Linked DNA regions of Homo sapiens: region 1 is linked to region 2. A link is a loop called in an ENCODE intact Hi-C map of the cell type or tissue named here. Cell type or tissue: PC-9. All regions are shown on one strand. Each heading gives the region's core, and the rest is flanking DNA. Links, peaks and the distances in the headings are about the cores only. Region 1 has its middle 360 kb from the start of MIR3144. Region 2 overlaps MAN1A1 (mannosidase alpha class 1A member 1).

What was found. Hi-C counts contacts between places; a loop is a spot of excess contacts. Peaks named below come from ENCODE experiments on the same cell type or tissue, not always from the same donor. Only the 100,000 strongest peaks of a DNase experiment are listed, where the experiment ranks them.
Region 1: a loop joins it to region 2, with 6 times the contacts of the local background. A loop is called at or near these places in 2 of 110 quality-filtered maps.

Annotation. Positions count from the first base shown.
Region 1 is chr6:120,367,160-120,383,046 of GRCh38, forward strand. No RefSeq gene overlaps it. Among named protein-coding and RNA genes, the nearest start is that of MIR3144, 360 kb to the left of the region's middle. In PC-9, for the core only: CTCF peaks have their summits at 11,626 and 11,829; a DNase peak (open chromatin) is centred at 11,642.
Region 2 is chr6:119,325,627-119,341,705 of GRCh38, forward strand. The region is part of intron 2 of MAN1A1 (mannosidase alpha class 1A member 1); the gene reads right to left. It also overlaps the pseudogene RNU6-194P. Among named protein-coding and RNA genes, the nearest start is that of MAN1A1, 16 kb to the right of the region's middle. In PC-9, for the core only: CTCF peaks have their summits at 8,281 and 8,486; no DNase peak of the experiment used is centred there.

The DNA of each region.
Region 1 (15,887 bases), core at 7,888-15,887, 1.0 Mb after region 2:
CAGGGTTTTTATGGTTTTGGGTTTTATATTTAAGTCTTTAATCCATCTTGAGTTAATTTTTGTGTAAAGTATAGGGAAGGGACCCAGTTTCAGTTTTCTGCCTATGGCTAGCCAGTTTTCCCACCCCCACTTATTAAATAGGAGATCCTTTCCCCATTGCTTGTTTTTGTCAGGTTGGTTGAAGATCAGATGGTTGTAGATGTATGATGTTATTTCTGAGACCTCTGTTCTGTTTCATTGGTCTATATGTCTGTTTCGGTACTAGTACCAGGCTGTTTTGGTTGCTGTAGCCTTGCAGTATAGTTTGAAGTCAGGTAGTGTGATGCTTCCAGCTTTGTTCTTTTTCCTTAGGATTGTCTTGACTATGCGGGCTCTTTTTTGGTTCCATATGAAATTTAAAGTTTTTTTTTCTACTTATGTGAAGAACATCAATAGTAGTTTGATGGGAATAGAATGAACTCTATAAATTACTTTGAGCAATATAACCATTTTCATGATACTGATTCTTCCTATCCATGAGCATGGAATGTTTCTTCATTTGTTTGTTTCCTCTCTTATTTCCGGGAGTGGTGGTTTGTAGTTCTCCTTGAAGAGGTTGTTCACATCCTTGTAAGCTGTATTCCTAGGTATTTTATTCTCTTTGTACCAATTGTGAATGGGAGTTCATTCATGATTTGGCTTTCTGCTTCTCTATTGCTTGTGTATAGGAATGCTTGTGATTTTTACACATTGATTTTGTATCCTGAAACTTTGCTGAAGTTGCTTATCAGCTTATGGAGTTTTTGGGCTGAGATGATGGGATTTTCTAAATACAGAATTATGTTATCTGCAGAGACAATTTGACTTACCCTCTTCCTGTTTGAATACCCTTTGTTTCTGCACAGCAAAATAAACTAGCATTAGAGTGAACAGGCAACCTGTAGAATGAGAGAACATTTTTGCAGTCTACCCATCTGACAAAGGTCTAATATACAGAATTTAGAAGGAACTTAAAGAAGTTTACAAGAAAAAAACAACCCCATCAAAAAGTGGACAAGGGATATGAACAGATGCTTCTCTTTTTATGTGGCCAACAAACATATGGAAAAAAACTCATCATCATTGATATTAGAGAAATGCAAATCAAAACCTCAATGAGACATCATCTCATGCCAGTTAGAATGGTGATTATTAAAAAGTCAGAAACAATAGATGCTGGCAAGGCTGTGGAGAAATAGGAATGCTTTTACACTGTTGGTGGGAGTGTAAATTAATTCAATAATTGTGGAAGACAGTGTGGCGATTCCTTAAAGATCTAGAACCAGAAATACCATGTGACCTGACAATCCCAATACTGGGTATACACCCAAAGGAATATAAATCTTTCTACTATAAAAAACACATGCACACGTATGTTTATTGCAGCACTATTTACAATAGTAAAGACATGGAACCAACCGAAATGCCCATCAATGATAGACTGGATAAAGAAAATGTGGCACATATACACCATGGAATCTGTGCAGCCATAAACAAGGATGAGTTCATGTCCTTTGCAGGGACATGGGTGAAGCTAGAAGCCATAATCCTCAGCAAACTAATCCAGGAACAGAAAACCAAACACCACATGTTCTCACTCATAAGGGGAGCTGGACAACAAGAACACATGGACACAGGGAGGGGAACAACACACAGTGGAGCCTGTTGGGGAGGAGGGGGTAAGGGGAGGGAGAGCATTAGGACAAATACCTAATGCATGTGGGGCCTAAAACCTAGATGATGCGTTGACGGTGCAGCAAGCCGCCATGGCACATGTATACCTATGTAACAAACCTACGCATTGTGTAAAAAAAAAAAAATTATCACAAGAGAAAAAGAAAGTCATTATATAATAGTAAAAGGATCAATTCATCAAGAAATGTAGCAAATTGTTAATATATATGTGCCTAATTTCCGAGCACGTAAGGCAAACATTGACATAAGTAAAGGGAGAAATAGCAACTCAATAACATTAAGGAAATTTAATACACTACTTTCAATAATGGATAGAAAAAAAACAGACAATGAATCAAACTTGAACAATATTATAAATCAAATTGACTTACTAGACTTATACAGAACATTTTGCCAAACAGAAACTAAGTATACATTCTCAAGTGCAAACAACGTTTTCCAAGATAGATAACATAATAGATAACAAAAGATGTCTGAACAAAATTAAGAAGATTGAATCATATGAAGTATATTTCCTCCCCAACATTGAACGAAACTTTAAATAAATAGCAGAAGAAAAATTTAATGATTTACAAGTATGTTGCAGTTAAATAACACACTTTTGAACAACCAGTGATCAAAAAAGAACTTAAAGAGAAATTAGATATTATCTTGAGGCTCAAAAAATAATGAAACAACATACCAATACTTATCAGATACAGCAAAAGCAGTACTAAGGGGTAAGTTAATAGTGATAAATTCCTACAGTAAAAAAGGAAGGTCTCAAATAAACAACCTAATACCTTCAGAAACTAGAAAAAAGAATAACAAATTAAGCCCAAATTAGCAAAAGGAATGAAGCAAGGAAGATTAGAAGAGAAATAAATAAAATAGGAAATAGAGAAACAGTTGAAAAAAGCAATAAAACTAAGAGGTAGTTTTTTGAAAAGGTAAAGAAAATTGACAAACCATAAGCTAGACTAAGAAAAAAAAATACTCAAATACATAAAATCAGAACTGAAAGAGGAGACATTACAAATGATACCACAGAAGTAAAAACAATCATGAGACTGCTATGAGCAATTATGTGCCAACAAATTGGATAAATTAGAAAGAATAATAAATTCTAGAAGCATACAAACTACCAACAAAATCATAAAGAAATAAAAAAAAATCTAAACAGATCTATGCTGAGTAAGAAGATTGAATGAGTAATTAAAAACCTTTTAACAAAAAAAAAAAAAGCCCAGGAACATTTGGCTTCTCTCATGAATTCTACCAAAGTTTTAAAGAAGAATTAACAACAATGCTTTCTAAACTCTTCCAAAAAATTTAAGAGGAGAAAAAAATTTCAGAACTCATTTATGAGATGGGCATTATCCTAATGCCAAAGCCAGACAAAGATACTACAACAAAATAAAATTAAAAGCCAATGTTCCTGGTGAATATAATTGCAAATGTCCTTAATAAGATACCACCAGACCAAATCAGCAGCACATTAAAAGGATCATTCACTATGATCTGGTGAGAATTCTTGGAATGCAAGAATGGTTGAACATATGAAAATCAATTAATGTGATATACCACATTCACATAATAAAGGATAAAAATTACAAATTTATCTCGATAGATGAGGAAAAGCAGTGTGACAAAGTTAAGCATCTTTTTATTAGAAGAAAAACTTCCCATAAACTATAAATGAAAGCAAATTGCTTCAAGATGATAAAGGCAATATATGAAGGCAACACAGCTAGCATCATTAAACGCTGAAAAAGGGCCCAAAACTGTTAGAGGTCTCACACTTCTTGATTTAAAAACATATTACAGATTATAAAACTATAGTAATTAAAACAGTATGATACTGGCATAAAGACACACATATAGACCAGTGGAACAGAATACAGAGCCTAAAAACAAATTTATGCAAATACAGTCAACTGATTTTTGCAAGGGTATCATGAATACAGAATGGGAAAAGGATAGTCTCTTCAATACATGATGCGGGAAAACTGGATATCCACATCCAAAAATAAATAGGACCCTTATATCATATACAAAAAACAGATTAACAAATTTAAATATAATACCTGAAATTGTAAAATTCCTAGAAGAAAACATAGGGGTAAAGTTTCATGACATTAGTCTTGGCAATGATTTCATAGATATGATGCCAAAAGCAAAGGCAACAAAATAAAAAAATAGAGAAGTGGGACTTCCCTGAACTAAAAACTTGTATACAGCAAAGGAAACAATCAACACAATTAAAAGGCTACCGATGGAATGGGAGAAAATATTTGCAAACCGTATGTCTGAGTTAATGTCCAAAATTTATAAGAAACTCCTACAACTTGATGTCAAATAAACCTAACGACCCAATTATAAATAGACTAAAATCTTGAATAGACATTTCTCCAAAGCAGACATACAAATGGCCAACAGGTACTTGAAAAGAAACTCAATGTCATGAATCAAAAAAGAAATTCAAATTAAAACCACAATGAGCTATCATCCCATTGTTGATTGTTCAGATGGCTAATATTATAAAATGAAAAGACAAGTGAGGATGTGGAGTAATTGTAACTCTTCTACACTGTTGTATGAGAATACAAAATGATGCAACTGCTATGGAAAACAGTATTGAGGTTCCTCAAAAAATTAAAAATAGAATAACCATATGATCCAGCAATCCTACTTTTGTCTATTTATGCACAATAATTGAAATCAGAATCTCTAAGACATATTTGGACTCCTGTGGTTTTTCTGAGGCACTATTCACAATAGCCAAGATCTAGAAACAATCTAAATGTTTATCAATAGATGAACAGGTAACGAAAATGTGATTTGCACAAGCAATGTGATGTTACTCAGCCTTAAAAAGAAAAAGGAGTATTCAGTTACATGTGTGAGTTTTGAAGACATGCTTACTGAAATTAACCAACCACAGGGACAAATACCATATGATTCAACTTATGTGAAGTATCTAAAATTTAAAAAAATCATAGAATCAGAGAGTGGAATGGTGGCTTTCAAGGGCTAGCAGGAGGGGAAAACAGGGATTTGCTAATCAATAAGCATAAATTTTTAGAGACTCAGGATGAGTAAGTTATGGAGATCTGCTGTGCCACATTGTGCCTATAGTTAACAGTACTATAGCGTACAACTTAAACATTTCCTAAGAGGCTAGATACCATGTTGAGTGTTCTTATCACAGCCAAACAAATAAAAATAAAATAAAAAATGAGAAAAGTTTTAATAATGCCCAATATTTACTTTCTCCCTCAATCTTTACCTTCCCTTAAACATTTCATTAAAAAAGTAAACCTCCTCACAGTATCTCAATCACAGGATAAGTCAAAATACATTGTAATTGAGGCTTATCTCCCCTACCGGACAATATATGGGATAGAGACCATGTCCGTTTTCTTCATAATTTTATCTCAGATGTCTTGTATAGGCCATTATTCCATACGAAGGAATTCTCTACTTAACCAGTAAACAGATTCTGGGATTTTAAAAAATAACTCATTTAATCTACAACCCACTGCATTCTGTTTTTCTTGTGCATAATTTCTTTAAAACTATTCTTGCCATGGCCATTTTTCTAAATTCCATGGAAATTTTAAAGGCCCTAATTTACCTGACTATATTATAATAGTTTTAAACTGCTTGACCACACCTGTCTGGAAATTGTCAATTCCTTAATTTACATAAAAATACTGATTTTTCTTCTCTCATTTTTTAGTAATCTTGTATCTCTTTCTCCTCTTCCTTTGAACATGCTAATTATCTTGATATTTTATAGAGTTCCATTTTCAATCCTTCTGTCATTTAATCTCACCTAAAGTATTCCAAAATTTTGAAAGCCATCTACAATGTGAGAAACTTCAGTATAATAATTGTCAGCTTTTCCAAAACCATATAACCTGTTCCCCACTGGATATCCCCATATGAACTTCAAGTTCATTACATACAAAAATAAGCCGATTATCTACCAATCACCTCCTTCTTCACTCTAAGTCTGCTTTAATTCTTTATTCCCTGTACCAGTTTTTGGTCCAGCCTTCCAGCCTGCTGTCAACACCATTAAATAGGAAACCATCATTCAGTTCTCCTTTTTATTCAAGTAATCAGTTATCAAATCCTGTTGGCTCTGTTTGTACTTCTTTATTTGCCTAACTCTTTTTCACTTTTTCCACAACTTTAGAAGTTGCCATCTTCAGTTTTCACTGAAATTATCAAAATAACTTCCTGTACCCCAAATACTTACTTACTTCAACCTATTATTTACATTGCTGCCAAAGTAAATGTATCTACAATATATGATTAAATCATTCCCTATTAAAAATCCTTTAGCTGTTTTTCATTGCCTTTAATAAAAAGGATAACTCACTTAATGAAACTCTCATACTCCTCTCTAAATTAACATCTGGTTCCCCATTCGTTTCCAGTCACCTCTAATTTCCTTTTGGCCACAGTGCCAGACATATTAGGTTGGTGCAAAAGTAACTGTGGTTTTTGCCATTGAAAGTAAACCACAGGTGCTTTTGCGCCAACCTAGTAGGAACTATTCTAAGTCCCACCAGTATACTAGATCTCTCTCTCCTCAAGTTGTTGCATGTGCTTCCTCCTTCCACTTGGACAACTATCTCTGAGATTTCAATCACCATCTCTTTCCTGAAGTTTACTCTAAACTTGCTCTGTCTTCAAAGTTCACCTTTGGGGAACCCTGTATATATTCTATTAACATTCACTGTAGTTCTATCATAGAAATTGTTATCCTGTATTAAGTTCTTCTCTCTTCCTCACCCTTTGCAATATTGCATTATATTGAAACCACGTAAAAGTAAAAATACTTTGTCATTTCTGAAGCACAATTTTGACACAATGCAATTCCTTTATTAGAGACCTCGTTCTTTTTTCTTTTTATAGTCAAGGTCTCATTCTGTCACCCAGGCTGGGGTGCAGTGGCCTGATCATAACTCATTGAAGCCTCAAACTCCTGGGCTCAAGCAATCCTCCTGCCTCAATCTCCCAAATAGCTAGGACCACAGGAGCACACTACCATGCCCAGCTTGTTACTGATTTGGAGTGACTGAAACCAGAATAATAATTCCACCAGAAATTCTCTTTCAGGAGGTACATTTTGGTTTTCAATATTAGTATTGTATGTAAATGTCTGTAGATTTTATTGTTAAAAATTCACTATTTTTTTCCATGTGGGTTTTTGCTTTTAAAAAGTGCTGTCTATGGATGTAGATAATTTATAGGAATTTGTTAACTTTTTCAGACTAGTTATAGTTTATTTTTATACACATGGTGATCATTCATTAAATGACCTCCTTTTCTCTGAAAGTGTTCATGCTCTTGCATATATATATCTCTCTTACACTTTACCTGGAAGTTATATTTAAACTAATAAATTATGTGCTGTGAAATTCATTCAACTGGTTTGAGAAAACTGTAGGAAACTCTTAACAATGTTTTAATTGTTTCCACTGGGTGTATTTGTCTATAATGGAAAAGCTAAAGAACTCAAACCTTAATGTGTTTCCTTACTATGTGGTGGAAAACAATTTTGAAAGTTAAACACAAGGTTAGGAATACAACAGAGAGACAGAGGTTGAGCTTTTGATTCAGAAAAGGGAATTCATGACATTCTAAAATTGTGATTCATCAAATTTGAAATTTCTTTCATCTCCCCTTTGTGTATAGGCTCAACAATACTACTATCTGGGGACATAATACAATATTATATGATACTAAGTACCTAAAAATACAGAATATCAAATTACAATAATTTTGTATAAATATTTGAGAGTTATTTGAAAAAATGTCATTATTTTGAAATTCATTGTTGTAATTAGCACCATCTTAATATGTGTCTTACTTTTGGGAATGATTCATAAACTATAATATTTAAATAATGTTTCCACTGATATTCTTAGCAATTTTTATTTTAGATTGATTGGACTGAACTCTTTGGAATGGATTTACATTTCTATTTATTAATATAATATACATATGTTCCTTTTGTAAACAGTCAAATGGAGTAGGAATAGATATTTCTGACATAAAGCTGACTGAGCCAAAAGTTAAAATGAAACTGATATGGTGAAATAAAACCGGTTCTATATTCATTTTTCTGCCTACTGGAAAATTGGGATATCTGATATAATGCAGAGAATTAGTGATTTCAGTTTCCGAAAAAGATGTAAACATCTTTTGATGTTGTTGTTATATAGAATTTTGATACTGGGGCATTGCAATCTGCAGAGTTAGTATTGGACAATGTGTGCCACATTAGATGTGTTAATTTCATGCAGGATGTAGTATTAGTATCATTACATTGCCCTCGTAAAGAATGTCACTCATTATTTCACTTAATGGTTATGCCCTGAAAACTCCGAAGGCCCTGGTGGATATTTTCATTAAGGTGACATCTAGGGACAGTTAATGAGAATGGCTTGAGAAAGTTGGTTTCCTTTTAGGTAATGTACGAAAAGTAAAAACCAGAGGAAAATAAGGTATTTATCTAAGTGACTTTGTTTATTCAAGGGTTTAATTGTGGTTCTTATTGCAACTTACCTTAGACCTTTCCCTATGTGTTTACCAGGTTCCAAGAGACATTATTTATCCTTTAGCAGAATCTTTATATCCTGAAGTTTCATTTTAAAGATTATTTTCTGTTTTTATTTTATTTTCTGGTTTACCCACAGCCTTGCCGCCTTCCATGTTAAAGTCTTGTATTCATTTATTCCTCCTTGAAATTATATCTATCAATTTCTAGGCCATATGCTCTGGATAACTCATTTTGATGGGTGCTCGAAATTGTAAATGTTAACCACAGTAGAAAAAGAAATTTTAACGTGTGCAAGCAAATGTTCTCGAACATCAGCAGTAAAAAAAATCCCAACTAAAAACTCCTACCAAAGACAATTTGATCATAAACCTCTCAAGCAGAAAATTGGCAATCACTGTAGAAACAATTCCTCAGGAAGGTATTCAACTTTCAAATAACCCTGAAATAAAGCAACCCAATGACCTTTGCTTTCCAAAGATGAAACCTTACTCCTCCCTTCATATCAGGATCCTCTAGAAAGCAAGCCTTGGGTAAAACAGGAAGAGAGTCACCGGGAGGTGTGAGCCTTCTGTAATGCATGGAAGGTAAAAATACGTGCTCCTTCTTTACTGAACATTAAAGAGGATTCAATTAGTTCCAAAGCCTTTGGGAAATGGTACAGGTTTGAATGGTATCAGTTGTATCAAGATCATAAAGACAGACACCAGGGCTCATTAAGCACTCAGCGAATGGAAGTATGCCCCTAGCTTTTTATACAATTCAACACAACTGGTCCTAGTCTGGAATCATTAGGAATATAATCAAGAAACAGCAGTGAATTTTTTGTTGTGTTTCTTTCAGTTTACTTTTAAAGATTATCCTTAGCATTTTAGACATTTGGTAGGTGTAGTATGTCCCTAAGTCTCTGCTCCTTTAACACTATATGCTTATGTCATATGCATACATTATACTTATGCATAAAAATATATTCAGACTCCACTGTTTCTTCTTTCACTTCAACATGAATTCTAGATGATTACATTTGAATATATGTGTGTATATATATATTTTTCAGCTGCTAATAACTTCTACAATAAATATGAATTTGAATTTAGAAAAGACATTGGGAATTATAGAAAATGTACTGTGACATTTACCTTAAACCATCATGACAAAACTCACTTCCCACAAGTCACTAAGATAACCATATCATAATTGAAAAATTAAATATAACCTAAACATTTAAATGTGAAAATATACCTGCCCCATAATAAACAAATCAGAAAGCATATAAATATGTATTGTGGAGGGAAAATCCAAGTCCTGTTTTCTTACATTTATGATATACTCAATTATAAAATGTTGTTTATCTTTGTCTTTCCTAACCTACTATTTTCATGAAAAGGAGATTTCAGATTACAATATTTTAAAGGCAACAACATGTAGGAAATTGTACTATGAACCAAAGACAACCACAAAAATTGAAATGTACTTAAGAACTCAAAGCTATATATAGTATGTATAGGTGGACAAAAAGATCCATTCACCTCACAACTGTAAATCTCATCAATTAGAGGGCAGAAAGGAAACAGGCAAATGTAGAGGGTGGAAGGAGCCACTGACCTAGGTTGGAGTTCTAGGCTTCCCAGTGCTTTCTGAACGTGATTCTCTAGGATCCTCAGTTCATCTCTTTCATCTCTAAAGGTTTATAAATATAAGTGATTATGAGCTTGATTCTTCAGATTTTTTTTTTTTTTTTTGAGATGGAGTCTCACTGTCGCCCATGCTGGAGTTCAGTGGTGCCATCTCTGCTCACTGCAATCTCTGCCTCCAGGGTTGAAGCAATTCTCCTGCCTCAGCCTCCGAGTAACTGGGATTACAGGGGCCCGCCCCCATGCCCGGCTAATTTTTGTATTTTTAGTAGAGACGGGTTTCACCATGTTGGTCAGGCTGGTCTTGAACTCCTGACCTCAGGTGATTCGCCAGCCTTGGCCTCCCAAAGTGCTGAAATTACAGGCATGAGCCACTGCGCCTGGCCCAGAAAACATTTAGCATATGTATACTGTCTTGTTTGAGGAAACAGTATCATGTTATGTGAAAGAGATTTTTTTTAAAACTCCATTAAAAATGTGTAAAAAAGAAGTTAGCATTAGTGATTAAAGTGCATTAGTTCCAATTATTCAAAAACTTTTACGTATGTATAATAATTTTTTAAAACAGTGAGCAATTTAGAAGCCGCCACTGCATTTCAACCAGAATTTAAAAGAGATTTTATTACTTTAAGTGTAAAAGTATATATTACTAATGCCTACTCAAGTACTTAATATAAAATATAACATGTTTTATTTTTAAAAATTAGGCTATTGTATCTAGTTAGATATGTACTCTATCAATCCCAATTCCCTCAGGAATTTGAACAAAATAGCATTAGACTGAAAATGCTAACCAAGAATGCCTCTGCAGCAATAGAACGTATAAGGTGACAATAAATTTTCTAGAAAGCTGTGCAGGTTATAAAAGAACAGTTTCATTGATTGATTCATCTGAATTTAGGTATGTTAGGTATGCAATTTTCATGATAAAATGTTAGTGTGCAATTCAGGAACAGAAGTGGTTGCCAATTTGAAATACGTTTCTTATTGAAAAATCTACTGAACAGATGTTTGATCACCAATAAATCCTGCCATTTATATCATGTTTTTATTTTGTTTTGTTTGTGTTTATCTGAGGCAGGAGTAATAAGCCAATTGGCAGAATAAGACACTTGGGTTCTGCCCTTGGCTTTACCTTTAATTGTCTTGATGGCTCCATGCAATTGAGTGGGTTGCATTAGAGGTTTTGACTTATGACTGTTAGACACTCCCAGTCTCTGAAATAGTACTTGTTTATGAAGAATATGTTGGAAAACATGGCTAGCAGAATTATCTAGGGTGATTTCTTTCTACCAATGAATGTTCCTGATTTTCTTCCTGTCTGAATTTGCCCTTTCCCAACATAGCCATTTCTCCAATCACTTCTGCTTCTCAATTATCTAGGACAACTTCACACTTAGACTGTGATTTCTTCTCTGGGTCTTCCCACCCAATCAAACTTCAGTAATTCTCTTTGGCTCCAGTTTCCTTATAATTCACATCTCTAATTCTTTTGTCTCCTATGTATTATATTTTTTCTTTGCTTTTATTCTTAAGTACTTTTAATCCAAGTACTTAAGGGTTTGACAGATTCAGCATCGTGTTAAGGTGACACAATACTTCTACTACTACTATAGTGTATCAAATAAATGCCCTTGTAGGAAGAAATCAGTCAATTTACTTTATATTGTTTTATTCAGGTAGTTACCACTTTCAACCAATAGGTGGAGAGACCTTTACAGAGTGATTTGAAGTGTACTGAGAGCGCCACCTCTCAAAAATTCTAAGCCATGTAATTCCTGTATGTCATTAAGGAATGCTCCTATATTCAAAGGGACATAACCTATATTCAAAGGGACCTCATAGAAGGGAGGTATGCTATTTTTTCAGTTATGAATTTATTGCAGTGAGCCCTTTGGAGTTTTCAAATGTGGGAAAGAGTTCAGAACTACAATTTACATGATAAGACAGAAAATAAGGGAACATTTGAAAAGTTACTAATCAGGGAATTGCTGAGGGAGGCCAACCCACCTACACAGGCACTGCAAGTCGGATTTTGTAAAGCCAGAGGACAGCATGAGAATAAAGGAAACAACAATAACAACAGATGGCAATTGAAAAGTGATACAGTTGAAATATGTGGGGGGGCTCTGTGTCTCATTTCAGAGTCTTTATAACTTAAACTTCATACCAATTTTTGTGAAAAATAATTATAGATCTACATTTTTTTCCCTTTCAAATTGGGTGGTAAACATTGCAGGGCACATTTTGATATACAAGAGTCAACTAGTAATTGATACTGTTTTGGTGGAGGAAGATGAGACTCCAAGCTGCTTTTGAAGAAAGGTTCTACCCTTTCTTGCCTTAATTTCTGTGCGCGAGTGGAAAGTTGTACATGCTTAGAAGAAGACTAAACTTTTAGATTTGCTTAATGTAGCTACAAGTCTGACAGACTCATTCTGGGTTTCAGGACATTTGAATCTCCCTTTTTTATAGTAATTCTGTATTTCTGCCTCCTATTTAAAAGAGCAAGTTGGAACTAGCTCCTATGTGGCTTCTGTCAAAGGTGCAGTGATACTGGGAGGAAATTCTTATGCTTATATAACTTATATGACTCATATATATCCTTGGATCAAAATACATCTTACAAAGTATAACTTAATATTTTAGTGCAACATGAAACTACTTAGAATGAAATCAGTTTTGAAATCCAGTTTATATCAGGCTAGATTATGCTGAGATAATTTTAAAAACCTCCCAATCTCAGACTTTAAACTACTCAGATTTTATTTCTTATTCATGCTTTATGCCCATTATGAGTCTCCAGTTTTCTGCATTATTCTAACCCTCATACACAGGCTAAGAAATGGGTACCATACTGAGCATGGTCATTGCACCACGACGGAAAGAAAAGAAAGCTCTAGAGGACCCACACAGGCAATTAAGTAACACAGAGCACTCACATTTAACAACCATTAACTAAAGTATTCACATGACTGGATGACCACAGTGAGCAAAGAAGTGCTGTCATCACTCATGTCTAGAATAAGAATTAAAAATATTCAGGGAGTAGAAATATAGCCACCACAAATCTAAATTGCTTAAAACATATATATATATATAAAATAGTAATTACATGGTCATTTAGGCCACATTTGCTATATGCATAATACTAAGAATATTTTTTACATGAATTAGAATCTACTATATACGATACACGTGAGGATTTTATTTTAAATATCAAGAAAACTTTCAGTTTTGTTTTCCATATCCAGAGATTTATTTCCTATCTAGTGTGGTTCAGTGTATAATTGATACGGTTTCCCTTTTTGCCATGGCTGCCAGGAAACAAGATACATTTGAAACTCAATCATAGCAATTTTGTTGAGCTTTAGAATGGTAAGTTTTCTTATGTTGTTTTGCATTCCCTAGTGTATAATTTCTATTTGTATTTTTAATATAAATATTTACTTATTCTGCTATTTGTTGTCAAAAGCGTGACATTTTTGTAGAAAAAAAACACAAGCAAAAACCAAACCAATCCAAATGGAAACATAAAAGTTTTGAAAAACCCTTCTAAATAACTATGAAATAAATGAAGAAATCAAAACTAAACTCAGAAACTATTAAAAAAGGAATGATAACAAAAACACAGCATAATACATACCAACATGTATATGAATAACAAAATTTGCAGAAGAAAATATCATGGCATTAAGTGCATAGCATAGCAATTTCCTTTAACAATTGATTATAAATGGATAAAAATAAAGGATAGATAATAATAAAATAAAAATACGTAAATATATGAAATAATAAATGCAAAAAAACCTGGTTATTTTTTAAAGATAAATAGATCAAATATATCTGGAAATTCTAAAAAAAAATTACAGAAAAGCAAATGAGAAACACTGACAATGAGAAAAGGCAATGGAAACAAGGAGAAATAATATAATTAGAAGAGGATATTTAGGATAAATATTAGGCTAAACATTTGAAACAATAGATCAGATGAATCTGTGCTAGAAAAATATGTCATGATAATTTGGCTCTACAGAAACCATAATTTCTTAATCTGAATAATGTAAATGCTCTTTACTTGTCCTGAACTTCTAAAGTCAATTCTAAAGTCAATAGAATCCACCAATATCTCTAGGATTTTATTCCAAATCCCTCTCATATATTGTACAATTTTGATTTATCCCCATAAAGCATGAGAGCTATGTCAAGACTATTACCCGTCCATAGATTTGATGATATTAATACATGGGAATCTGGGGCAAAAGTAACAATTAAGTTTGTTTATTTAATCTTAATGGGTTGAGAGAAAATATAGTAATATTTATAACCAAAAATATATTAGTAGTCAGAACCACAAAAAAATGCTTCTAAAAATCAATATGAGCAAAGGGTATTAATAATTTATAAATAAATAAAGATATAAAATAAAAGATAATTCCTAAACATACTCATAATGATGGCGTACAAATTAAAATACAGATACAGTATTCCTTATTGCTCTTCAAAATGTAAAATATTAAGTACATTGATGAGTATTTCAACTGTAAAGCTCTTATGAAAAACAAAATCTAAACATGCAGGGATTTTACTTTGTGCTTCCATTTCCAGGAATCTATACTACCAGAATAATCACATGTGTTCAAATATGATCAGTGAAGCATTGCTTGTAATATTGAATGATTGGAAAAATCCCAAATTCATCATCAACAAATAATTGATTAAATTCATCATGGTTCATTTACCCCTCAAATTACTAGAATCATCTGAAAATAACAAGTAGGTAGATATACATGCATTAGCACATAAAAATTTTTAAGAGAGTATAAAGAAAAAATGTCAAGTGCAATAAAACCCACATAGAATAATACATATATTTTAAAATATATAGATATACGTGAACATATATGCTTTTATACATGAAATTATGTATGTAGAAATCCATCTATCTATCTATCTACACATATATATGAAAACATATGCATGTAAATATATGGTGGCATAAATGCAAATGTATGCTTCTAAAAATATATAAAGGAAAGAAGACATCTTAAAATGTTGACAGTGGTTATTGCTGAGGAAGAAAATGAAAACAGAGACTGAGGACAGGGCAGGAAACATTTTTCTATTTATCTTTACCCTTTGGCTAAATCTTTTCAAAGCATGTTTATGTAGCTTTTATTTAACTATTAAAATAAACGTTTTAAAAATATATATTATTTATATATATTAACTATCCACAACAGTTTCAATTTTATTTTTTTAAATCCATAGATCGGCCGGGCATGGTGGCTCACGCCTGTAATCCCAGCACTTTGGGAGGCCAAGGAGGGCGGATCATGTCAGGAGATCAAGACCATCCTGGCTAACTCGGTGAAACCCCGTCTCTACTAAAAATAAAAAAAATTAACCGGGAGTGGTGGCAGACGCCTGTAGTCTCAGCTACTCGGGAGGCTGAGGCAGGAGAATGGCGTGAACCCGGGAGGTGGAGCTGGCAGTGGGCTGAGATCCAGCCACTGCCCTTTAGCCTGGGCGACAGAGCAAGACTCCCTCTCAAATAAAATAAAATAACAACATAACATAACATAACATAACATAACATAACATAACATAACATAACATAACATAACATAACATAAATAAAATAAATAAAATAAAATAAATAAAATATCCATAGATCAACAATCATTTGTAAACTACATTGCTCTTTTTAATAAATAGATGAGAAACATACCTAGGCCCTGTAGCTTAACTCATAGGTCCCAGGGAGGGTAACATTTGACTCTCTTCCCCTAAGCCTTGAGGAGTTGAGCAGATAATTCAGTGTCCCTCTTCTCACCTGTTCCACCCAGAGCTGGTCTCTCATGAGTGTGCTAGAGCCAGGCAATCATCTTTGCCACAGTCTCTCTCACATGCACCACACACCCCAGAGTAGGACTCGCAGAATGATGTCACGCTAAGGATCATGGAGAACGTGTTTTGGGTTT
Region 2 (16,079 bases), core at 4,269-12,268:
AACGTGACAGAACAATACTCCGTCGCCGGGGGCAGGGGGATGTGGATTTTCAGTAGTCTTACAACACTGGGTACTTTAAATACCCCTATTGAGCCCAGAATACGAACAATAATGGAATTGAAATAAGATAGTTTGTCAAAGGCTTCAACAAAAGTCCTAAGAAAAAAATGGAATATTCTTCCTATTGATCAATATTCCCTACATGTGGATACAGCATGTTTGCTTGCCTTCTCTATTTGCATATACTAGAAGTTACTATACAAAGGAACTACTGTATGACTATCAACCTAGCTTCTTTTGATTTGCATTACTCCTACCAGCAACCTGAGGCACAAAATATCTCTTGGGTAACAGTTTATGTTTGTTGAACATAAATCACAGCAACAGACCTGTTGTTAGGTCCAGGGTCAGGTTCCAGCCCATGCTGAGGTCCGAGGGGAGTGGGTGGATGAATGGCAGATAGCTGAAAGAACACTCAGGGGCCGTAGATAGGTGAAATACAGCTTTATTCAGCATCTCTCTTACACTTTCTGCTCTGTCTCGGCTGCTTGAGCCGGCTGCTCCCACGTATACCTGTGTGGGTGGCTCTCCCTGCCTTCAGGGTCAGCAGCTTAACTCTTTCTCTCTCTGGACATAAGCAGGCCGAGCTGTGTCCTGGCTCCTCACTGTCCGTCTGCAAAGACGGAAAAGACGGACAGCTCTAGCTCTCTCTTTCTCTGGGCACGAGCACCTGTATAGCGTCAGCAGGACAGTTATACCTTTTACAGACAATAGTGGTCCAGAACCAAGTACAAACTTACACAAACCGGTTATAACAAATGGAGTATGCACCTGTGCCCTAAACTCACTGAGTCATGCAGGCTCGGATGCCTGCCTTGGCCTACTCTTGACCAAAGTGCATCCATGTACATTATACCTCTATTAGTCTGTTTTCACACTGTTATAAACAACTTCTGGAGACTAGGTAATTTACAAAGGAAAGAGGGCTCATGGACTCACAGTTCAGCATGGCTGGGGAGGCCACAGGAAACTTACAATCATGGTGGAAGGTGAAGCAAGGCAGGGAAGGAAGAGCCCCTTATAAAACCATCAGATCTTGTGAGAACTCACTATCAAGAGCACAGCATGGGGGAAACTGCCTCCGTGATTCAATTACCTCCACCTGGCCTCTCCCTTGACACGTGGGGATTGTGGGGATTATGGGGATTACAATTCAAATGAGATATGGGTGAGGACACAAAGCCTAACCATATCAAGACCACATGATTTACCACTGACTGTTGAGTAGCTCTACGTATGCAAGTGACTGTGCTTGACTTCACACACTGTACACATACATAGTACCAAAAGTGGTAAGCAGAGTGAATGACCACCCTACCCCAAATATTTCCATGCTGTAATCCCCAGACCTGTGCACATGTTATTTCACATGGCAAAGGGAGTTGGCAGGTATGATGAAAGTTACTTAAGAACAATTAAGTTGCCCTTAAAGAGCAACCTGGATTATCCAGGTGGGCCCAATCTAATAAGTGGGCCCTTAAATGCAAAGAACATTCTTCAGCTGGGGGCAGAAGAGATGCAGCAGAATGGAAAGTCAGAGATTCAGCTGAACAGGACTCCATGTGATGTTGCTGGTTTGAAAAAGGAGTGTTCAGTTCTTGCTTTGTCAACATGTATGAACACTGGAACAACACAGAGAAGATTAGCACGGCCCCTCCGCAAGGATCATGTGCAAATTTATGAAGCATTCCGTTTTTTTTTTTTGTTTTTTTTTTTTTTTTGAGACAGGGTCTCGCTCTGTCGCCCAGGCTGGAGTGCAGTGGCTCAATCTTGGCTCACTGCAATCTCCACCTCGTGGGTTCAGGCGATTCTCCTGCCTCATCCTCCCAAGGAGCTGGGATTACAGGCATGCACCACCATGTCTGGCTAATTTTTGTATTTTTAATAGAGATGGGGTTTCACCATGTTGGCCAGGCTACATTCCATATTTTTAAGATGGTAGTAAAACATGGTGACTATAGCTAAGAACACTGTACTGTATACTTGAAAACTGCTAAGAAAGTAAATTTTAAGTGCTCCCACCAAAAGAAATGGTAAGTATGTGAGGTAACAGATATGGTGATTAGCTGAATTTGGCCATTCCACAATGGTTACATATTTTGAAATGTGTACACCATAAATATATACAATTTTTGTCTAAATGAATGAATGAATGAAAAGAAAATGAAGGGAGCAAACTGACGAAGAATGCAGGTGGCCTTCAGAAACTGAGAGTCGACTGACAGCAAGGAAATGGGGACCTTAGTTCTACAGTTGGCAAGGAACTGAATTTTGCCAACAACCTGAATGAGCTTGTAAAACAGATTCTCCCCCAGAGCCAGAGAAGAGCCTGGGCCAGCTGACAGCTCATTTTTGGCCTTATGAGACTCAGTGCAGAGAAACCAAACAAGGCCACTCTGACTCTGACCTAGAACTGTAAGATATTAATTTGTATTGTTTTAAGTCACTCTGTGATAATTTGTTAGAGCAATGAAAGAAAACACACCACACAACATGCCCAAGAAGAACAGTAAGTCACCCACTGCCACACCATGAATTACCAAGTGGCAGACAGGGATTTAGAAACCCGGTCTTCAAACCCCAAAACTATTTCCTTAAGTAATCAATATCTGCAAAGGTTTCCTAGCATGCAAACAGTTGTGCATCCGCTCACTTGCTGGCTCCTCACATCCAGGAAAGGTAGGCATTATCATCACTCTCACAGGTAAGAGATAAAGCTCAAATGCACTGTATATCTTCACAGGGTTGGACTGTTAATAAGTGGCAAAGCCACAAGCTCTCTCATCTCAGTGCCTTTGTGTGTGCTGCCTTTAACACTAAGAAAGTAGTAAGTAGGTTAAAACAAAGTGAGTCATAAAAACAGAGAAAAATAATTTTCTGCTGTTCAGGGGATAAGAACAGGCAAGAATTTATGGAATGAATAAGATTTAAATTGGGTCTTGATAGACAGGTAGGATTTCAAAAGATAAGACCTGATTATTTTGTAAATTTGGAATCAAATTCTTGATTTGATGTGTGCAGGTGTGTGTTTTAACTGGTCACCATTTACGTGTTTAGACTTCATCACATAATGAAGCAGCAATATGAGAGGCTGTGAAACGGTTACCATCTCAGGGAAAGTAAGTTTGGTTCCTGAACTGATATTTTGCAGGAATGTTTGTATGACAGTTAATGGAACAATATAAAATGCTAAAGGTGGGGAACTGTCATTTCAATAAGGTAAAACCTTCCATAATGAATATATAGCAGAACTCTGGACAACTTGCCTCTGACAAGTAGGCCCACAACAGAGAAATTTTCAATAAGATAAATACAGCAAAGCAGATGTCTGGATGCAGCAGAGATGCCAGAAAACCTCTGTGCAGCCAGGCAATCCTCTTCTTTCTGTCACTTAGGAGGCTCTGTGCCATGCCTACATTTGCACTAAAAATCAATACTCCACCCCCCTGGCCATAGATGATTAGACACTTAACTAAAGCTGGGTCAGATTCTCCATTCTGGGAATTTGGAATTGAGCCTCTGAGATGCTTATTACAAAGTCTATTAGTGTTTAAACTTATTGGCTATGTAAACTTGAGTACTGATTCATAAGACAGCCTGTCTGCAGAGGAAAGAATAAAGCATGTATGACTGAAGACAAAAGACTAAGTAGCCCAGAGTAAGAAATGAGGAATAGCAGTCTTGGTTCCCTGTACCTTCACATTTGTAATTCCAGGTTCTGTGAGGTCTTCACCTAAATCCATGAGAGATTCCTTTTTATAATAAATATCCCCCCCCCACCCACTGACTCCAAATTAAGTGGATTTACATTCTTACTAACAAATGATCTCTTGTATCAGATTCTCAAAAAAGCACTTGGGAACATGTGTCTTCCTTGATAGGTCAATCTACTTGTTTGCCTTGTCCAAATATGGCAGAGTGGTTGAATCCCGCTAAGGAAAAATCAAACGAGTGAGCAGAGGGGGCCAGCTGCCGGCTCCAACTGTGTGCTCAGCAGTGCCCAGCAAGTATTCTGTTTCTTTACTCAGCCTTCTCATTGCCCCTTGTCATCCTGCAGCTACCACCCCACCTCTCTGGCCTCGTTCACAGTTACCTTCTTGAAAGAATAGTCTGTGCCCTTCCTTAGCTCCACTGCAATACAGCTGCTACCCTGAATACTGCACTGAATCAGCCCCAGTAAGGGTCATCTTCTACCTGCTTCTTACCAAATCCACAGAACACTTCTTAGTCCTTATCTTGACTCTCAGCAGCATTTGACACTGCTGAGACTCACTCCTTCAAATACTGAATATCTAAAAATGCTCCAGAGTGCCACACTCTGCCAGTTTTCTTCCTGCATCTCTCTGATTGCTCCTTCTCTGTCACCACTTACTCTGCACATCCTGTAAATGTTGATGTTCCTTGGGCTTCTAAGCCCTTGACTCTTTGTACAGGACACATTATCCCTAATAGATCTTATTTATTTCCATAGTTTGATGGCCTCAAGATTGGCATCTCTAGCCTAGACTTCTCTTTGCAGTGCTTGTTGTATACATCCAACTGCTCACAAGAGACCTCCAATTGGACATCTTTCTCCTCTAATGCCACATATCCTAAACCACATCCATTACCCCTCTCCACTCCTCTCTCTCTCCTGACGATTCCAACCATCAGAAAACCCGTGACCCAATCAGGAACCCAAGAACCTCTTTATCTCCATTTCCTCTCTCACTCTCCATTTTTAAGTGCCCACAAAGTTCTATAAATTCCGGTTTTAAGTATCTCAAGGATCTGTTCACTTTCTCTATCTTCACTACCCCTTTATGCATTTAGGCCATCCTCATCTCTCACCTGGATTACTGCCGAGCCTTCTAACACATGTCCTGGACTCCAGTCTTATCCAAAAATGCAGATTTGATATTATTTCTGCAACTTGAAACCCTCCCATGGTTCCTGATGATCTCAGGATAAAGTCTAAACACCTGGTCAGACGCCTTCTCTGCTTCATTTCTGTGGCCCACTTCCTCTTCTCAGCACTACTACTCTGGCTCAGTCCTCTGGCTGCCCTGGGGACCTTCATACATTCCATTCCTATCCTGCGGCCCTCTTCATCTTGCCTGCAACCGGCTAATTCCCACTCATCCTCAGGTCTAATACTTTACTTCATTTAGAAAGTGTTCCTGAACCCCCTAATCTGCCAGAGTTATGTTCTACTCCAGGTTCCCATAGTAACTCTAGGCCCCTCCCAGGGTACTTGTCACAGGGCCTCCTTACTCTCTACCCCTTTGGGCTCCATGTGGGCAGTGGTGATAATGGTCTTGTTTACTGTCATCTCTCCAGTGCCTTGCACAGGGTGGTACTTCTAAATATTTGTAGGAGGGTTGTTGGAAGTGATTCTTAATCTGATTTATTAAAGGAAAATATTAAAATTAAAAAAAAATTATTTGGGTTTGAATGATAACTGTATCGCCCCATTTGCAGAAAGAGTTATACTGTCCGGATCTCTTAAGATCAATTAAACAGAGCCTTTGTTGTCACTTCTATATACAACTTGACTGTCAAGTCAGTAACAATATATTATTTTGACTCATAGAATTCTTTTTGGTGATATACCTCACTGTGAATTTAAAATTCATACTGCATTTTTGTTAATGTGGTCACACTTTATAGAATCTCTTGCTTAAAAATTAAATAATTGTAACATTATGTATCCTAAACTTTAGGAGTCATAGTTGCCCCAAGATGAGGGAGAATAAAGGAAGCAAATTTAGATTTGTTTCTTCCAGTGACAATTGTTTTTCTCTTGATTTAAACAACTTTCCAGAACCCCCAATAACTTTCATTAATGCTTAAGGTATTATTTTAGATAATTATATACACGCACATAACCATGTACATATTATGCATATATATATATATATATATATATATATAATCAAGGGGATATAAACATACATGAACACATACTAGTAAATATAGTTGTTAAGTTGAGCACAATATTACTCTTGAGAGGCTTTTCCAAACAAACTGAGCATTGGTGTTGCTTTCAGAATTAAAGCATGTTGTCTGCCACAAGCTGGGGTGGAAATTGTGCCAGTCCTCACCTCACTTCCCTTTACTTCCTTCTCAGGCAGAGGAGTGACTGCAACAGGAGTCCTGATTCTTTATTCAAGGTGGGTAAGATCTGAGCCTGCCAAGGCCCCAGGGGATATGGGGAACCCAGCAGAGATGAGTGCACAAGAAGAGGGTGGGGGCAGGGACCAGACAGACCTGGATTTCAACCTCGCAGGAGCTGCTCGACCCTGGGCAATTTGCTTGCCCCTTCCTGGCTTCAATTTCCTATGTATAAAATGAGGAGAATAATGTCAAATACCCATATTCTGAGAAAAACCAAATACTTGTTGTTCTGAGAATTTAATGAGAATATGTACATAAAGTGGTGAGCATAGTATCTAATAGGAAGTGAACACTCAACAAATGGTATCCTGTAGTTACTGGCATACTTTTCACCATTCCAGAATTAAAACTGCAGATAAAGGAGACAAAATCTATGCCAAGATGATATTTTAAAAATCTCATTATTGATTTCCTTAATTATATATAATAACACTAACTGATGGTATAAAATCAATTAAGGAGCCACTCTCAGAACAGGAAGAATAACAAACACATTCTATTAGGAGAAAAAGGGAATACATGATGGAGTATAACTGAGAAGCTGCACTTTTTATTAAAAGTATAGTTTTAACTGTTGCCTCTGTTTTAAACCTAGAGAAAAAGAGAAAATTATCAGACATTGCTATTATTGCTGTTGTTATTCATAAACCAAAAATACTTGGAAATTAATAGCTGAGGTTTAAGAGCCAACTGGCCGGGCACGGTGGCTCACGCCTGTAATCCCAGCGCTTTGGGAGGCCAAGGTGGGAGGATCACCTGAGGTCAGGAGTTGGAGACCAGCCTGGCCAACATGGTGAAACCTGGTCTCTACCAAAAATACAAAAATTAGCTGGGCGTGGTGGCGGGCACCTGTAATCCCAGCTACTCCAGAGGCTGAGGCTGCAGTGAGCTGAGATCATGCCACTGCACTCCAGCCTGGGCGACAAGAGCAAAACTCCATCTCAAGAAAAAAAAAAAAAAGCCAATTGAGGAATATAATTTTTATTTTAAATATGAAGGCAAAATTCTTTTTAAAAGAGAAATATCTAACTTGGGGACTTGGTATATACCAGTGGAAGACTCCGGGCTGCATAACACACAACAGACACTTATGGCTACTAATGTGTTGTGTGCCCCCGGGGTTTGTGAAGACAGGGCACTCCAGAGTAAAGTAAAGGAGCAGAGATCTCACCCTGAGGTGGAGGAAGAACCCTCCCTCCCTGCCAGTTTGGTTTATTACCTTCAAATCAGCCCCTGAAAATGCTGTCTGCAAAAATCCCTCAGTGTTTTGGAAAACACTAGCAACACGGGTGATGCATGAGATTTCAAATCAATCAAAGGCATTACTTCCTAAGACAGCTTTCGAGCAATTCTATTGATAATTAAAGGTCCACAAATATGCTAACTAATCATATAACTAGACAGCTTCCTCCCTCAGGAATTCTAAAAGGTAGGAGTGAGTGCCCACAGGTCAGAAAAAGGTGATCCTTCTGAACACCAGTGGTAATGTATGGAATTCACCTCTCAAGGTTCCAGGAAGCGAGAGGGCTGCTCATTCCCTGCTGCCAATCATAGTCAATTACTGAGTATTAAGGTGACTAGTCTTCTGACGTGTGTAACATATATAATACCACTTCTGCAACTCTCCTGATGTCTGCCTTTGCACCATTAGTACCGCCTCTCTCCAGCAGAACACACTGAAGGATGGAAGATGATTAAGAGCATGGGTAAAGTACCACAGAAAAAGACAGCTAATACTAAATTAAGCTAATTATTAAGCTAGAACTAACACCTGATTACCTGCAGCATATCTGGCTATAAAATCCTCAACCTCTATTACCAGATCAGTCAAAAGTGGAGAATTTCTGTCAAAACCTGTATTTATCAAGAATACATAAATTCAGACTAGTTTTCTAATAAATAATCTACTCCTGGTTAACTCAGACCAATACCTGGTATTATACTTTGCCCATCTTCTTCCTAGTTTTCAAAGAAGTCCCTTCTAAATGTCTAAATTCTAGTGCCTTTACCTTATAAAAACCTAGGGTGTAATTCTTCAGATCACAGGTGGGTGGAGAACTACAACCACAGAAGCAAATACACTGACTTCCCAGACTCTCAGGTATATTCTAATAGGACCGTAGTTAAAGCTTTAAGCAAGAAGCAGATGGAAAGCATCACCATCCCCAACTCTCCCAAAGACACCTGTTTTAAACTTCCTATTTCAGCTCATCCTACTATGCTATATCTTGGAATATAACTCTTTTTTCAATTTATAAAATTACAATGGTTTATTTTCGATCAATTTTAGAAACATTTGACAAGGTATGGGAAGTAAACAGAAATAACCTTTGATTTTAATTTTCCTATTTTCTTTACCATCAACAGCAAGCAGATTTTAAATTCTAAGATTGAAAAATATAGACCTAGGGGGATTTTAAAAAGCTTGGGAAAAGAGACCCAAATATCCTCGTGCCCAACAAAGAATATCTTTCCTTTTATTAGTTGGTTTTTATTAAACAATTCCTGCCTTGAAGTCTAACATGAAATACTTTAAAAGTTAAAAATTATATCATAGATTAAAAGCTTTCTATTGTTTTAGGTTGAATCATAAGAACTTAAGTGTACCTCGTATGTTAAGACTAAAACAGCCAAAATGTTCTTCTGAAAATCTTTAAGAGTATAATGTTCCAATAAAAGGAAGTAAACTTTTAGAACATTAGTTGGTGTTCTGTTTCCAAATCTAATCCTCCAGGCATAAACTACATTTAAGGAGCAGATTAAAACCACCCAAGAACAAATTATTAATTCAGTTTTCCATTTCACTCTTGAATTCTTGTCTTAAATGCACTAGGAATCTCTGCTGCCAATGTAGTTAAAGCTGCAGCAGCTCTAATAATCAACGGATATTATCACAAAGGGTGGATACATCCTAAAATGAAAGCACCATATGCCTAATTATTGAGCTAAATTTACACATGTAGTTATCTCTGAATGAAACATTTTCAGCTTTTCAGCTCACAAAAATTATTTCTTTCTATGCCCTGAAGGTATTTCTCCAGATTTCTTTATCCCTGGCTTTCTTTCCTCCCCACATATCTGAGTGTTGTGTGACAGCAGGCCCAGAAGTCAGAAGTAACTGGACACTGATGAATGAATGAGGAACCACTCCATTCAACACCCTCTCTATGGTTTTCCTGAGGATGAGCATCCCTTCTGTGTAATAACAATTCTAACAAGGCAAAATAATGCTTACTTTCCTGCCATAGGAAGTGAGAAATTTGGCAACAACAACTAAAAGGGGAGGCAACAATAGAAAATAGAAGCTATTGGTCAATACAGCAATACTGCAGCCAAAACATACTTTTCTTTCCTGGAAATGACTTTCTGAATCCAATTTACCTACCAACCCCTTTCCTTATCACTCCTACCAATTCCTAGCTGCTAGTAAGTACATACTATGTATTGAATAATGAATGATACATGCCAGGCATTGCGCTGAGAGATTCACATACATTTTCTATTTTAATTCTTACAACAACTCTGAAAAAGAGGAATTATTAACTCCATTTCAAAGGCGTGGAAAGGGAGGACAGAAGTGTTTCTACTCTGCCATACTGCCTCACATTTATAAAACATTTTGTTGATATACTTAATCTGGGTTACATTTAGGATGAATTGCCTTTTATTGTCAAATTCTGGGCCACGGACCTATGAGATAAAAAAGGTGTCCCCACTTCTAGGGTGTCTGAAATCTACTTGAAAGATAACATATATGCACACAAAATCAGTGACACACAGGCCAAAGATAGAAATAATCAATAACATGGGAATTTGGAGAAGGGAGAAATCAGTGAAGGTTGAGAGTGTAGAGAGGGCTTCATGAGGACATGGATTTTGAGCAAGTGAGAAGACTCTCCTTTTGAGAACCATAAAGTAAACAAGGTGAAATCCTAAACGACATGTGTTCTGGAGATAGTAACTATGTAAGTTTTGTGGAAGCACAGTCCTTCCTGGGAAGTAACAGAGATACAACTCAACAAATAAACTGATGCAGATTTACAGAAGACTACGGATGCCAAGCTAAACATTTGTGACTTCACTGTGACTTCATTCTAGAGCAAAATGTTTTTCTAGCTGAAGTCACTGGACCAGAAGCATCAGTATCACCTAGCAACATGCTAAAAATGCAAATTCTGGGGCCCACCCAGGCCTACTGAATCAGAAACTCCAGGCTTTCAAAATTTTTTTATTATTATTTTTTTTGAGACAGAGTCTCACTCTGTCACCCAGGCTGGAGTGCAGTGGCACAATCTCGGTTCACTGCAACCTCCGCCTCCTGGGTTCAAGTGATTCTTCTGCCTCAGCCTCCCGAGTAGCTGGGACTACAGGCTCACGCCACCACACCTGGCTAGTTTTTGTATTTTTCGTAGAGACAGGGTTTTACCACGTTGGCCAGGCTGGTCTTGAATTCCTGGCCTCAAGTGATCCTCCCTTCGGCCTCCCAAAGTGCTGGGATTACAGGTGTGAGCCACTGCGCCCGGCACCAGCAATCTGTTTTAACATGCCCTCCAGGTGATTCTGATGCATGTTGAAGTCTGAATCATTACTTTATAGGAAATGGAGGACCATTAAAACCTGAGTTGGGCAATACGAGAGAAGTGATGTTTTAGGAATATTAATAGTCATCTGTAGAATAAACTGCAAAAGGGACCACTGACAAATGCATAAAATTCATTGAGCCTCTACCATGCAATTATTTATATGACACAGCACTTTTCAGGAGAAACAATATGAAATTGGGAAATAGAAAACCAAGCTTCTTTCTCTTTCTCAAAATATCACACCTTCTTAGGGAGGAACATGTTTATGTAATTCTGATTTCTCTAGTGGAAAATAATAGCTAACCTATGACTTTTCATTTTAGTGTGGTACTGTAAGCATTACTCATTAAGACACCTTTATCTCTCAAAAAATTTTGCCAAAATGGAAACAAAACAAAACCAACTCTAGGTATATCCTGTATAAAATTGAAATACAAGAAAAATGGCAACCCTTATTAAATACTGTCCAGTATTCTAGGTAATAAAGAAAATAAATGAAGACTCTACCTACTTTAAAAATAACATATCTAAAAAAAAAATACTGGCTGTAGATATAAACACTTTTCAATAAAATAACAGAATCTTTATATTCGAGTGTTGACCTTTAAAGGAATCTCACAATCATCTACATTTATTTCAGCAGTGTTGTATTTGGTCAAAAGACTTTTTTTTGTTTTTGGCACCACTTTCACCAGTTTACAGTCATATAAGAAAATGAATGCAGTTTTCATTTTATAAATCATTCTGGAAAACAACTTGAAAACTGGAAAAGGCATTTCCTATATTCATTAGTCTCTTTATTCACTAGGTCTGATTCTAAATGACTTCTGACTGTTGTAAAAAAAAAAAATCAAAAAGACAAAGACTTGTAGCCCATGAGTATATACATTAGAAAGGACTTCAAAGATGAGCGGACACCACTTCTGGAATACCAGATTACTTAGCGCGAAATCACACTTAACCTGAGTAACTCCTGTAGGCATGTTTATTTCAAAGAGCATATTCATTCAACAAATACATACTGGGCCCTATTATGGGCAGGGCCCAGAGCTAACTGATCTGTTGGACACATGGATGAATAGGGGAAGCTCTTTCTCCTGCCCTCAATATGATAGTTCTGGAAGGGACGGACGACTGCAAAGAGCCAATGTCATAGAAATTCTGTATTCTTGGGAGTTAGGGAAAACAGAAGTACTTCCAACCCTACACTGTGGCTTTATCTTATTACTGATGGAATACTTAATAAATCATCATTTTTATTCACCCTAACTGCTAAAGCAGCTTTCAACAGTAGTTAATAAATCACCTTCATTTTCTATTCTCCTCAACCACCCCACCTTTAAAGCTACTGAGTTCTTCATTACACATTCTATGTTAAGTAACCACAGGAGGATTAAATAATGAAGACTAACCAAAATGCTTAATATGAGTGAATGTATACAATGCATTAGATATATGCCAATTATAAAATACGTTTTTTACTACATAAAGTTCATTTTATACTTCCTAATAAGAATGCCTTATAAAATTGCTGACTTGGGCTAATAACTCCTTAAATCACAATATGGACTTCTCAGGCATTTCTAATTATGAGCTGAAAACCTGTAGTTGGCTAGATAAAACATTCAACACTGCTAGTTGACTAAAAAAAAAAAAAAAGTCTCCAAAAATAGCACTGTAAATATTCTAAAATTACTATCATGTCTAACCACAATTTATAAAAATAATATAGTACATTTATGTCAATCGTTATTCATCACGTTAACACAGTGTTATAGCCAAATTTAAATAGTTCTGGCGCTTGGCAGACTTTTATGAACCAAGGTCAGAATATAAATACATTTTGAAATATGCAGCTCTTCACTATCTTAAAAAACATGACTAAAAACATTTGAAGGATTTAGGGTGGAAAAAAAAAAGCCCAAACTTCACACACAAAATATCATGCTTTTCTTTAAAAATAAAATATCTTTGACAAAATGCATATTTATCCTATTTACAACACTGAAGGCCTCTCACATACAAAAGATTAGCCTGCCTCTTCACACATAAGAACAAATATTTCTAGGAAATCTCATGATTTCCTTTTGGTTAATTTTTCTTCTTTAAGAATTCAGCTGTGTAAGACTTGCCATTTTCTGGCATCATTAAAATCACTTCTGAAATTCTATTTGGACTACTTTTGATCTTCAACTATTAGAAAAGCATCCTGATTCATTCCAAAAGGAGAAAGATCCTTCCGCAGATCTCCAGAGAGGTCAATACCTTCCTCAAGTATCTGAGGCAAAATCCCAACTGTCACTTAAAAATGAAGATGCGCTGGTAAAGCTGGCTAGGTCTCAGCTGAAGGATGTGGGCTGTCCCAAGTGCCTGGTAAGAGCTCCTATCAATAAAGGATATTTTATTCTAAGTGTGCAATCTAGGGGAAAAATTTTTTTTCTTGCAACTTTGCTTTATAAAATCCTAACTCTCGCCTTCAGGACTTTGCCTCCCACAGGAGTCCACGTTCATTGAGCCGGCTTGCCAGATCCATCTCCCCTGGTGGATTTCACTCCTTAGGCCTCCAAGCTCTGCCATCTTCTCTATCTTCCTCCTTTCAAAATTTCCTTGTTCTATCTATACAACTCACAAGGAAGAAATGCAAATGATCAACACAGGAGAAAGTGTTGATCAAAGAAAAGCAAACTGAAAATGCCATATACTGCTTCATCACTTATGAAATTCACAAAGAATCAACAGACTCCATTCATTATATGACACATGGGAGTATAAATGGTTTCTGGAAAGTTATCCCTCAAAATGTACTATCTGTTGGCCAATTTATTTCCCCTCTTAAGAATTTAAGAGAAAATCCCACTTACCAGGGTGTGTGCAATAAAAAGTGAGACACAAATTTACTGGACAAAGCTGTCTGTCTCAGCATTTTTAATAAAAACAAAAAAGTGGAAATAATCTAAATGTTCAGGTCCAAGGGACTGGTTAAATAAAGTATCATGTTTTGACATGGATATACTGTGCCAACATAAAATGACACTTGCAAAGAAAATGAAAAACAAAAAGTATATATAGTGTGGTTATAACCCGGCGTCGGGGGGTGGGAACGAACTTACATATTGGGGTTAGGGAGGAGCATCATTGACACTACTTAGTGACTGATAAAACTATGAAGGATTTGTTTTTTTTTTTCTACTCTAGTGTGCTTTCAAATTTTTCTTTCCCAAGCAGACATGAGTTTATAAAGCGAAATAAGACAATGGAAGATACTTGCTTCAACAAACCTATTCTATCCTTTGATAAGACAAATCTCAAAGTATAATATTAATAATTCTGCTGAGCAACTTTATCCATCTATTTCTAAAGCAAGCCTTTAAGAATCAATAAATGGACACGCATGGTGGCTCATGCCTATAATCCCAGCACTTTGGGAGGCCAAGGTGGGTGGATCACTTGAGATCAGGAATTTGAGACTAGCCTGGCCAATGTGGGGAAACCTTGCCTCTACCAAAAATACAAAAATTAGCCAAGCATGGTGGCAGGTGTCTGTAATCCCAGCTACTCAGGAGGCTGAGGCAGGAGAATCGCCTGAACCTAGGAGGCGGAGGTTGCAGCAAGACAAGATTGCACCACTGCACTCCAGCCTTGGCAACAGAGCAAGACTCCATCTCAAAAACAAAAACAAAACAAAAACAGTAAAAAGGAAACACTGGTGGTGAATTTCTGGCAGCTGGGAATGAGATTTTGAGACTGGGTAGATACCCCTGAGCTTCCCTAATCATTCCACAGGTCTGTTCTCTTGTCTTATGCCCCGACAGAGAGAGATACAGTGAGGAAACACACTCCCCTTTTAGTACATAGCTCCAGCATGTATTCCCGTGAAAGAGGAACTAGGGACAGACAATCATGACCTAAACATCAGCTCAGGAAGCTGGACATGCCACCCCCAGTGTAGGCTAGGATCCCTGGCCTCCTGTCCTATTTCTGAGATCATCCTGTCACTTAGAAGAATTGAGTGTTCTGAAGGGACCTTGAGAAGACCATTTAATGAGGAAGGATTTGGCAGAAATGGAGACACTAGCAATAGCTTGTAGTCTATGGATGGCTTGAGTTCACGTCTTGGCCATAGTCATTCACAGGCCTTCGGACACCAATTACTGCCACCCCCTTTCTCATAAACTCCTAGCACAGACAAACAGGCACCAGCAACAAAGGTTGTTTCAGAGGGTAGCAATGCTGTGTTATTAAACCACCCTTTCAGAACTTGGTGTCCTTCATCAGGTTTTTATCCCCTCATCTCCATGCCCTCTCTCATACTAAGTTGCTAATACTAAACACTCCCACACAAGACAGGACGATCTAATTAGTGACCCACATAAAAACATGAACAATGCAAATGAAAAGTTAATATAATATGTTCTGAGTGTCACTTGAATGAACGATGTAGAGCAAGAGTGATGAGAAAGCAGCAGAGCAAATCAGGAACTGGGCTTTTGATAAACTTAAGAGCCAGGGAGATGAGCAGACTGAGAAACACGAGCGAGAAGGAGTCATTCTAGTCACAAAAGTCAAGTAAACAGGAAGGATACGTGTACTTTTCAATTTTATTATCTCTGTTCTGGATTATCTGCAGGACTGCTCAGCTCTAAAGTACCTAAAGCAACTACCAGAGTATTCATGACAGAAATGAGGGCTGTGACTTTTAAATGCTCTTAAGCCTTAATCTCATTTGGTTTTTTTTCAAGTACCTAATGATCACAGAAGTCTTTATCAAAACTCAGTGGGGGCGGGGCACTGCTGCCACATTCTCCGGAGCAAAGGAATTAGCCAGTATTGCTTTCTTAGGCAATCCCCTACCCAGCAAAGACGTCCCACCTCCCTCTAGGATGGTCTCAGTGGGGCTTCTGGCAGTTGGCCTGCCATTTAGGGCTGAGGAGGAGGGAGGGCCTGGTCAGCCAGTCACCAAAGCACACGTTCTCATTAGAGTCAAGATTATCCCAGGTGGAGTGGGGCCTGGTTCTCAGTACTTCTCAACACCTAAGAAGCAATTCTCAGCTATTGTTTGTACACTGGGGGAATCTCAGGAAGTCACAGCTCACAGGCCTTATTTCTCATGTGTAAAATGAGTAGTGGGTCTGGAATCCTAATAAATCTAAATTCAATGTGAAGGTCTCAAAAAGACCAAACTCTCTGAGCTACAAAATAAAACTGATTTATGCTAACTTTGACTACTAAGTGATGGACTGAGCTCTGATTATAGAATTTATCATAATTATATAATTTTTG